Regions from separate parts of the Homo sapiens genome. Here region 2 is linked to region 1. Evidence: chromatin loops called from intact Hi-C (ENCODE). Cell type or tissue: PC-9. All regions are shown on one strand. Links, peaks and the distances in the headings refer to the core of each region. The heading gives the core; the rest is flanking DNA.

The links. Peaks named below come from ENCODE experiments on the same cell type or tissue, not always from the same donor. Only the 100,000 strongest peaks of a DNase experiment are listed, where the experiment ranks them.
Region 2: a loop joins it to region 1, with 6 times the contacts of the local background. A loop is called at or near these places in 10 of 110 quality-filtered maps.

Annotation. Positions count from the first base shown.
Region 1 is chr11:61,119,471-61,124,843 of GRCh38, reverse strand. It overlaps CD5 (CD5 molecule), which reads right to left. Exons shown (of 11, transcript NM_014207.4): 5 at 5,269-5,373; 6 at 2,940-3,233; 7 at 1,812-1,937; 8 at 907-960. Among named protein-coding and RNA genes, the nearest start is that of CD5, 20 kb to the right of the region's middle. In PC-9, for the core only: no CTCF peak of the experiment used is centred there; a DNase peak (open chromatin) is centred at 2,683.
Region 2 is chr11:61,058,909-61,064,281 of GRCh38, reverse strand. LINC02954 (long intergenic non-protein coding RNA 2954) reads right to left here. Exons shown (of 4, transcript NR_186234.1): 3 at 2,407-2,571. The region is part of intron 1 of LOC105369325 (a long non-coding RNA gene); the gene reads left to right. Among named protein-coding and RNA genes, the nearest start is that of LINC02954, 6.2 kb to the right of the region's middle. RefSeq lists enhancers at 2,272-2,511, 2,862-3,101, 2,167-3,366. In PC-9, for the core only: no CTCF peak of the experiment used is centred there; a DNase peak (open chromatin) is centred at 2,761; H3K4me3 peaks cover 817 bases; H3K27ac peaks cover 1,432 bases.

The sequences.
Region 1 (5,373 bases), core at 107-5,106:
GCAGACTTTTAGAGCAGGTTTGGGTAACCCAGCAATCTGACTGGCAGGGTGGGGCCTTCCGTGAGTCGGTCATCAAGCATTTACCAAGCAGGAGACTGGAGCACAGGTGACGGGACAGATCTGCTCCCTGCCCTCCAGGAGCTGAGGGCCTGTATGTTATTAAGAAAGTTTCCAGAGCCTTTCTTAATAACAAATTCAACAGAGCCCTCTTGAAGGATTTGGCTGTGGACTTGGGAAGGGGGAAGAAGGCAGAATGGGAGGCAGGAAGAGCGCCATGTCTCCATCCATTAGGGTGTCTCTGACTGTGGCTGGAAGGAGGGAGGATGAAGACCAGGGATGGTGTTGGGCTGGCTGCACCAAAATGTCCTAATACTGGCCCTGTAAGTTGTTCCATGATGAAAATAACTTGGACAGCCCTTCTTAATGGATCCTTGCTTTGGAGATGGGCAATACAAAAATGCCCATTAAGGTTCTGATAAGTCCTGAAATAGCTATGCTTAGCTGTGCCTAACTCATGGTTTTCCAGATCTGTTGATCAGGGAGGCCTCTTGTGAGTGCTGCCTGTTAACATCCACTGGCTACTGTGTTGGGGAATACTGCTGGAGGAGGTGAGGGCTGCTGGGGACCCTAGAGATGGGGCGAGGGACAGAAAGGATACCATGAGATGTTTCTACACTCTGAGGCTTCAGCGGTAGAAACCGCTCAGCCATCAGCCCATCAAGAAGCCTCCGCCCTCCCTGGTGTGGGGACGTCTGTTGGCCACAGTCACATGTCAGACAAGCACCGTGGAGATCAGAGGCTTCAAGCAGCCACAGGCTCCGTCTGTGGTCAGCAGAGAGCCTCGACTCTGCCTCCATGGCCTCTGTCCAGGGCCTGAGGGAGGCTCCTGCCTCCGGGGACACTTACTGTTTTGGTTCATTCCCGTTGGGCCAATCCACTGGCGCTGCTTCTTCTGGCGGACTGGGCAAGAGACAAGAAAGGCACATCAGAGTGGTGGGGGCAGGTATGGGTGGGGGCAGGCAGGGGTGGGGATGGGGCTGGGCCTGGGAGGGAGATGGTGGCGGCAGGTGCAGCTGAGGGCAGGGCTGCTGGGCTCTGCCCCCTGGAGTCTCTCGTAGGCCTCAGTTTCCTAACTTGCTCGGGAAGGGAATTGCAGCCATCCTGTGCCGAAGGAGCAGGCCGAGGATGGTGTAGAGGTGCCCGGCTCCCCAGGAGAAAAGACCACAGGCGTTTAGAACTAGACCTGGGCAGGCACTAGGACCTAACACTGTCCTGCTGGGCCCTCTGTTCCCAATCTCTCCCCTCTCACTTCTTTGTCTGAATAATTTCCTCTTAAGTTCTGCAAGGCAAGGAGAACAACCCCCCGCGTTCACAAGGTGTGCGATTGCCCATTTGGTAGATGAAGAAACTGAGGGTCAGAGAGAGGAAGTGTCCCAATCAGCATCTTGGGCAGTGGTAAGTGGTGGGGCTAGGCCTGGGATGTGTGTCTCCTACCATCAGAGGCTGTACTGAACACCCTCTGGGCCTGCCACAGCCTTGGGAATGGCCACACCTTCTCTCTGACCTGGAGTGGGTCTCAGCTGGGCTCCAGAGATGGACAAATCAGCAATTGCAATTTTGTTTACTTTGTGTTTCTGTTACTTGGGGCAGAAAATGGCTAATGGGCAGGAGAGGGGAAGGCTGGGTGGTGAAGCAGAGGTGTCCTGCGTGCCCAGCTCTCTGGAGGCATGACCCCTCCTCCGGAGGACTCTAGTGCAGCCCCTCCAGTCTCTGCACGTGGGAACGGAGCCACTCAGGGCCGTGACACCTACATTTCTTCACTAGCTTCTTGTAGGCAAGGGGGCCGCACACGACCAGCAGCACCACCAGGAGCACCAGGGCCAGGATGATGCTTGCCACCGTGCCTGCGGCCAGGCCTGCGGGGTTTGGATCCTGGCCTGGGGAAGGAGGAAGAGTTAGGTCAGTCCCAGTCCTGGGGGGAGAAAAACTGTGGGAGGGAAGCTGCTGGCTGCCTGGCTTCCGCCGTCATCCTTGCTCATCTGAGAAATTCACCAGCATGCACGGAAGGCAATGATCTATTTGGCTATCCCTCCATCTATCTCTAGGATTCCCTGCTACCCACTCACCCACCCACCATTTGTCATCTAACAGTTGATCATCTAGCTATCATTTGCCACACTTGTTATAAGCTATTTAATTTTCTACCATTTGCCAGTTATTAGTGATCACCTTGCCATCATATACCATCAGAAACCAATATATGATTGCATACCAATAGCCAGCGGGGCCTCTATTCTTGATCCATCCATCCATCTGTCCATCCGCCCTTCTGTCCATCCATCCATCCATCCATCCACTCACCCATCCATCAGTCCACTCATCCATCCATCCATCCAACCATCCATCCATCCACCCACCCACTGATCCATCCATCCATCCATCCATCCATCCATCCATCCATCCATCCATCATCCATCCACCCACCCACCGATCCATCCATCCATCCATCCATCCATCCATCCATCCATCCACCCACCCACCCACCCACCCACCAATCCATCCATCCATCCATCCATCCATTTCTCTCTTTTACTTCCCGTTTAGTTACCATTCATGTAGCAAATATGTGCTATCTACCATTTGATTTTCTGGCTTCCACCTTGCAAAAGTAGAAGGTAGAAGGAGAAGTTCTATGACTCATCAGCTGCCTGACAGTGATCTGCCTGTTGCTTGCCCTGTCTCCTATTATTGTTCATGCCCATTGCTGTCTGAGTACTCTTGCTCCCTAGCCTTCCAATTTCCCTGTCTCCATCCTTTCTGGGTCTCTGGGACTCTCTGTCTAGCTCCCCAGGGCTTCCCTTTAGAGACATGCACCCTGACCGGGTCCTAGAGGTAAAGTAGTAACTGCTTCCACCCACTGTGGGCTGTGGCCAACTCACATGTGACAAACACCTTCTTGCAGTAGGAATTTCTCTCCCAAAGTTCGTGGCACTGGGACAGCTTCTGATGGGGACAGAAGAGCCCCCGGGATGTTGGGTCACCAGCGTCCAGCACTCGATAGGAGTTGACGCTGCCACACTGCTGCTCCCGGCACACCTCCTCCCACCGCAGCGAGCTCCTGGCTGAAGAGCTGTCACACAGGGCTGCCCACTGAGCCCCCTGGCGCACCTCCACGGTGCCTTCACAGATGCTGCTGCCCCCCACCAGACGGCTCTGCACCTTGGGCTGGAAACCTGAGAGGGGAAGCAATGGGAAAGGAGGGTGCAAGTGTGAACCTGAGCCTGTGTGCTGCTTCCTGGGGCCCCATGCCACTGGCAAATCGGGGCCCTGGCTAGGGGAAGGCACTGTGTGGGACCACCAGGAGAGGCAGCCTTCTTTTCTGCCCTTCCCTCCTTCTGGCACCCTCTGTGGCTCTTCCCCTGACCCAGCACTGTCTCTGGTGCCTCTGGGCAGCTGCCAGCACCATCCTGAGACACAGCAGCATAGGCGCTTTCTGCAGGGAGGCTGTTGGCAGCCACCAGCAGGGAGTCGGCTCCATGCCAGGTGGAGATAAGAGAAGAGCGTGGGAAATAGGCTCCACCTAGGTCCACTTCTCACTTGGAAACATCTTGTCATTATCCCGCTGCACTTTGGGAAGAAGGAGGACTTTTCAGAAGAGGGAAACTGAGGCCTGGGGGTTGGAAAGACCTACTGCCCTGAGTCCTGGCAGTTCACAGTTGGGACAGATCGTGCTGCCCAGGCACTGAACGCTGAGGGCCAGGCTTTCAGCAAGTGGGGCCTGGCTCAACAGAGGCACACATTTATTTCTGCCTGCCAGGGTGGGGCCTGGGAGTCTGTAGCTGAGGCCCACACATGCTCAGTTTAGAGAGAGTTGTGATCTCACCAGCTTTGCCCAGTTCCCATAGCAACATCCACCTTCAAAGCCCTAGTAAATCTATTTAGAAGAAGCTTCAAAGGCAAGAACCCTGGGTATGGTTTTACAGGTTGTAGCCTGCAGGAAGGATAGTAGCTGAGGGGCCGGTGGGACTGCGAGCCAGCCCCTGCTCTCCTCATCAGGCCAAGAGCCCCTTGGGAGCTGCTTCTGCTGGGGGAGGGGCAGCATTTTACTAATTTACACCAGGTACCCAGCGTGCTTGCAGGACAGCCAGGTGGCCCCGAGCAGTGATTCCTAGATTTGTGCACATAAATCACTGAGGACCTTGCTGAAAAGTGGATTCTGATTCGGAAGGTCCAGGCTGGGGCCTGAGCACCTGCATTTCTAACCAGCTGCTGCTGTTCCAGGACCACACTGAGTCACCAAGGCTCAGATAACAGGCTCTAGAGTGACCCTGCTTGAACAGAAATCCCAGCAAGTGCTCCATAGTACTGGGCGAGAGGTTTAGCCTCTCTAAACCTCAGCCTCCTCACTGTAAAAAGGGATGATAATAATAACACCCACCTCCTAAGGCCATGTGAAAAATTTAGAATGTCCAGGAATGGTCCCTGCATGAAGTAAGCTCTCGGTAAGTACAGTGTGGACTTCACTGAGAACACTTCCGGCCATGGGAACCCACTACTTCCGGAGGGAGGCGTACTGCGAAGTTTCTCCGTTTCTCCCTTCGTTTCAGCTGTGGTTTCTTCCCTTTAGTTTTCTTCATTGATCCTGGTTTGGCCCACCGGGGTCTCACAGACTCAGTCTCACCTGCCTCCTCCCCTCAACCACACAGCGGCATCATTCTCTTTACCTTGTCAGCACACGGCGCAGGACCCTCTGCAGAGCCCTCTTGGGGGCTGTCTCTGTTTCTCTCTTTGCCTGCTGTCCTCTGACTCCCGGGCCTCAGGGACCTCCCACCTCTCACCATTGCTGCAATGCCAACTCTTGGGATTTACAAATGCCCTTCCTGCAAGGCCCACCCCTCCAAGTGCCCCATCTTTGGCACAAGCCATAATTCCTACCTAGACATTTTTTTTTCTCCCCCAGACCCACGAAGAGACCTTGCCTCCTCCTGGAAGTCCTGCCGACTCCCCTTCCCCATGTGGCAGCTGAGCCAGCGGTTCCTTTGGGCTTGGGGTGTGTAGCTTTGCAGAGATTACCAAGGCATTGAGTGTGGATGCATCCTCCCCACCCCAACCCTTGTTACCTCTTAGAGGCCAAGACCAGGCCTCCACTTCCCTTGTATTCTCCATAGTGCCCTGTGCTGCACACATGTTCCCTGACCTTCTGGGATGCTCTGTGACCCCACCTAGGGCAGCAGAAGGTGTCATGGGGCTTGGCCAGGTCTCACTTACCTGAGCAAAGGAGGGCAAGAACTCGGCCACTTTTCTGGGGCTTGATTTTCCTGAAGCAATGCTCCAGGGAGGTACAGCTTGAGTTCTGGATCTTCCATTGGATTG
Region 2 (5,373 bases), core at 60-5,059, 61 kb after region 1:
TGGCTGGATGTGGTGGCACGTGCCTATAGTCCCAGCTACTCAGGAGGCTGAGGCTGGAGAATCACTTGAACCTGGGAGGCGAATGTTGCAGTGAGCAGAGATCACGCCACTGTACTCTAGCTTGGGCAATAGAACGAGACTCCGTCTCAAAAAAAAAAATATAGTAAAATAGGCAAGCAATGATGAAGAGGACACATAGCAACAGGGCCTCTCACATCCACAGGTCACTTCCCAGTGTACAAAGCGCTCTCATTTAAAAGATGAGGAGACAGACACAGAGAAGCTCAGCCAGGCATCAGTGCCACACAGCAAACAGGCAGAATTGTCAAATGTGACCCTAACACCCAAGACCTTTCCACAGCTGAGTGAAGTGTTGTCATAGATCTCCTAGTTGTCAAATTACTTTCCTGCTTTTTTTTTTTTTTTTTTGAGACAGAGTCTCGATCAGTTGCCCAGGCTAGAGTGCAGTGGCGTGATCTCGGCTCACTGCAACCTTCGCCTCCCGGATTCAAGCAATTCTCTTGACTCAGCCTCCCGAGTAGCTGGGACTACAGGCGCCCGCCATCATGCCTAGCTAATTTTTTATTTTTGTAGAGACAGGGTTTCACCATGTTGGCCAGGTGGTCTTGAACTCCTGACCTCAGGTGACCCGCCTGCCTCGGCCTCCCAAAGTGCTGGGATTACAGGCGTGAGCCACCACCGTGCCCCACCCTTTTCCTGCTTCTTTCCTGACCACACCATCAGCAGGTCTGTAACTGCTGCTTCTCTGCAGCGTCCCAGAACTAAGCACGTGAATGGCACACGTGAAATAGAAACATGATGTGTCTTTCTCACTCGTGGTCCATGGGGCTTGGCCCCATCTCCCCAACTGGAGGGAAGCTTCTCGTGGCACCATGATCTCGGGCTGTCCCCTCTGCCCACCTCCAGCCTTCCTAACAGTGCTCCATGGTTCAGTGTGGCTTCAAGTTGAAAACATGGTGGGCAGGAGAGGTTTTGGGGGCTGGGAGTAAAGTGAAGTGGTTGACCTGGCCACTGTTTTTTAAGCCTCTGCGACTGGTTTGGTTTAACACTGAAGTGGAATCTGTGTATTAAATGCTGTAATGCCTTAAAATTAACTCCCCCGAGAGCATCTGCCTAATTTTTCTCCTTTGGCTCTATGTAAGTTGCCTTGGCAGGGTCTCTGCGAATCTTAGTCTTCCATATGAAAAAGTACTGCTTGCTAAGTATAGCTTATATCCTGAGCCCCAGGGAGAAAATAGAGAAAAGATTTCCGGTAAAATCAACCTCCGTAGAAGTTCAGTAGAGGGACCTCTTCACACTTGCCCCGGTTCTGATCCTGCATGAACAGTACTTTATCCTCTCCTCCTCTTCCCTGCTGCAGTCTTATGCTCCATGCAGTCCCTCTTCCAGGGAGCTGCTGGACTCATCTCCACGCAGTAGGAGTCTGGCTGCATCACCACTGCCCTCCTCTTACTGGAAACGCTTCAGTCCAAGTTCTGTAGCTCTGTGCCCTGACTCTGCCCTGTCTCACACACACCAGGCAGGTCACGTTGGTGGATTAATGGGACTGGATGAAGGGGACATCAGGCAGTGGAAGTGGCTGTACGGAAACAGGGTGAAGGCTACACCCCATCTAAAGAGAACCAACCCAACTCTGATTATTGCCATGGAAGAATATGGCCTCCATGTTTCCAGATCCTGATTGTTCAACATAATTTTGGGAATCTGAGTTTTTATATGAAATAGCCTAATTTTCAAGCGTTGGTTTATATATATATCTTAAAACACTATATGGGCCATCAACAAAGCGTGTCTGTGGGCCACACACCCACATGTTGGGACCACTTTTGCCCTTTGCTGTGTGGCCCCAAGATGTTGGCAGCTCTCCATAAATGCCATGCCCTTTCCTCTCTGTGACTTTCTCCGTCCTGATCCCTACGCTGTCTTTGGCAGGTCAGCTTGTCCTCATATAGTGCTTGTAACAGCTATGTGACTTTGGGCCAGTTACTCACCATCCTGATGCCTCAGTTCCCTCCTCTATGAAGTGGGAATAAGGGTGACTGGGAAGAATACGTGAGTTAACAAATGCAAAGTGTTAGAAAACGCTGCACATATTGTTCATCAGTGTCATCATCGTCATCATCCTTATTATTGTCCTCCATCTAGTCTTGGCTGTCACCTCTGAGATGCCTGCCTAGACTCCTTGAAAGCAGGCTGTCCCCACCCCACCCCAATTCTGTAACACCCCAATCCCCACAGCCATCTCACTGCATTATCTGTTGGCTTCTCAGTACGCCCTGGACTGTGGGCACCTTGAGAGGAGGAATATCTTTCTGTCCATACACAACTTCGAACAAACACTTGGCCCAGAAGAGGCCTCCATAGAGGCTTACTAAGTGGATGCACCTTTCATGAATGGTGGTCTGGAAGCCTGATACCACTTGATATTTCCATCCAGATGTTATTGTTACCACCCAGGCCAAGAATGTGCTTCTTCTGGAGGCACAACAAGGTGGGGCTTGTCTGGCTGCACCACAGCATAATATCTATCCCTCCTCACAGCTCTGCTCTCTGATGGAAGCAAGGAAACAGGAAGTGAAATTGACAGGCACTGACCAACCTGGTTTCACATCAGGGGTGAATGAAAAGGACGAGCCCCCCTCCCTAGGGTGGGGCGGGAGGGAGGTGGGAGTGGGGGTGGGGATGGGACATGAGTCATGATGTGTCACTGAGATTTTTTTGGATGCATTTTTCAGTTTCAAAAGCATGAGGCGTTATTACTATGGGTTGAGAACCTGGAGTGCCAAATGACTGTGTCCCAAACAGGATGGCGCAATTGGTGTCTGGTAAAGTACCTGGGAGTTTTCTTTGTTCCAAGTGGGGTTTGTGGCTCAGCACAGGGGCCTTACAGTGATGTTATGGTCCCCATACAGTAGCGATCCGGAAGATCTGTGCCCTGACTAATTCTTCTGCCCTTGAGCTGGTGTTTAAAAGAAAAAAAAAAACCCTCTGTGGTCGCAACCAAGATGTAATGATAGACTTTGAGCCCCGAGAGTCTCACCCAGCCTACTCCGGCACGTTTTGGGATGCTGCGAAACTGAATTGAGGTGCCTGTCATCATAAGAGAACTGAACGAGTGGGGGTAAGAATTAAGATCAGCAAGAGCTGTGTTTCTCGCTGGTTGTACAAACAGGCACTTGCCGGAAGCTGCCTCAGTGGGAACAAGGTGGAGCTTCATGAGGGCCCTGTTGAGTCTTTGCTGGGAATGATGGAGGTTTTTTCCATTTTCTCATTTTCCATTACTCTAATATGGTTATAACCTGGGACTTTTTGTGTGTGGGGTCCTGGAAGGATGTTTGTGATATTCAGGAGTTCTGGTGGGAGTCGGGTAGGGTGTGGATAGGGTGAACCTGAAACTTGCCCCAAATTTGTGTTCCATTCATCAATACCAATTACCCACCACATCTTTTAGCATTTATTCAAGAAATGCATGTTGTGGCTGGAAGAATATGGGATTTGGAGTCCACTGTGCCTGGTCTTTCCTGGACAACTGGGTTGGACAAATTCCTCTACCTCTCTGAGCCCCGTTTCTTCATCTTCAATAATGCGTTTGTGATGTAGAGCTTTTGGGAAATAATTAAAGGGATGATGTGCAGACAGGTCCAGACAGACTGACCACAAGGCTGGAGAAGGTCAGTCTTAGGACCCTCCCAAGGCCATTTATCTTTTTTTTTTTTTTTTTTTTGAGATGGAGTCTAGCTCTGTCGCCCAGGCTGGAGTGCAGTGGTATGGTCTTGGCTCATTGCAACCTCCGCCTCCCGGGTTCAAGAGATTCTTGTGCCTCAGCCTCCTGAATAGCTGGAATTATAGGCGTCTACCACCATGTCTGGCTTATTTTTGTATTTTTAGTAGAGACAGGGTTTCACCATGTTGGCCAGGCTGGTCTAAAACTCCTGACCTCAAGTGATTCACCCGCCTTGGCCTCCCAAAGTGCTGGGATTACAGGCACCCTTTATCTAATTTTATTTGTGTATTATCATATTTTTTAAAGAGGGACCCCCAAATTGTATAGGCTTCAGGCTCAACAGAACCTGGACCCAGCCTTGATCTTGTATCTTGAATAATGAAGAACTGGCTCTGGGAGTAAGTGCTGGAATCCTGGCTTCATCTGTCGATAGGGTCCCGCTATTGGCATGCTGTATTTGTTCACCTCATATGCAGTTGCTACGAAGAGCATTTACTTATTACCCCAAATGGGAATCACACCCCTGGGACCAGCCACCCTGTGTAGATAATAACTATGGATAATCCTTGCTAGAAAATAAAAGGTCCAAGGTGATATATATATATATATATATATATATATATTATTTTTTAATTTGCTTCAGTGGCAGAAACAGGAGTAGATGTGAAGGGCTTGGTCCTAGTTGAGAAGTTTCTCAACTGATAATGACGGTTAACATGTACATCAGCTACTACAGGATCTCACAGGTGGGGTTATCAATGGATAGGATGAGGATCTGTGAAGTGGGCAGGGCAGAGGTCATCATGATCCCCTTTTAGCAGATGTACAAACAGACCCAGAAAGGTCAAGGAGGTCATTGGAGGATGCACTGCCACGAAAGGCACAGCCAAGATTCAAATGCAAGTCATCAAAACTCCAAATGTAGTGCTCCTTCAAAGCGTACCACATTGCCTCTCCAAGAAGCTGAGCACAAGAAAGATGGCAGGGTGGAGCTGCTGACAAGTATTTGTTCTTTATGCAGAGTGACCCCATTTTAAGGCTGCCTACTGCGGTGGACGAGAGCAGAGTGGATGGTAGGGCTCTGTTTACTGAGCATTTCTGCCTGCTGGACTCTGTGCCCGGTGGAGCTCACGCAGCCCTCTCAATGCAGCCAGGTACACATCAGTCTCTCGGGTTTATGGAGGAGGAATCTGAGGCTCACACAGGTGGCAGAGGCTCTTTGCTTCCTCCACTCTCTTTCCTTAGTTGTCAGGGTTCGAGGTTAATCTGATGAGGTTGGCAACCTCAACTTGTGGAAAACCAAAACCCCAACTGAGTGTCTTTTATTCTTTCTTTCTTTCTTTTTTTTTATTAGAAGAAAGGGTCTCACTATGTTGCCCAGGCTGGCCTCGAACTCCTTGTCTGAAGCAATCCTCCCGCCTCAGTCTCCCAAAGTGCTTGGATTGCAGGCATGAGCCACTGCACCCGGCTGTGACGACCCTTTGATTCTGCGACTCTATTTCTCCTGACTGACTGTTGAATTAAGACTTTGGTATTGCGTAGGAGGAGATTTTCTTGTGTTTTGATTAATGTTGAACGTTACTCATCTAAGAGGTTAATGTGGAACATCCGTTGCAACTAATCTACCT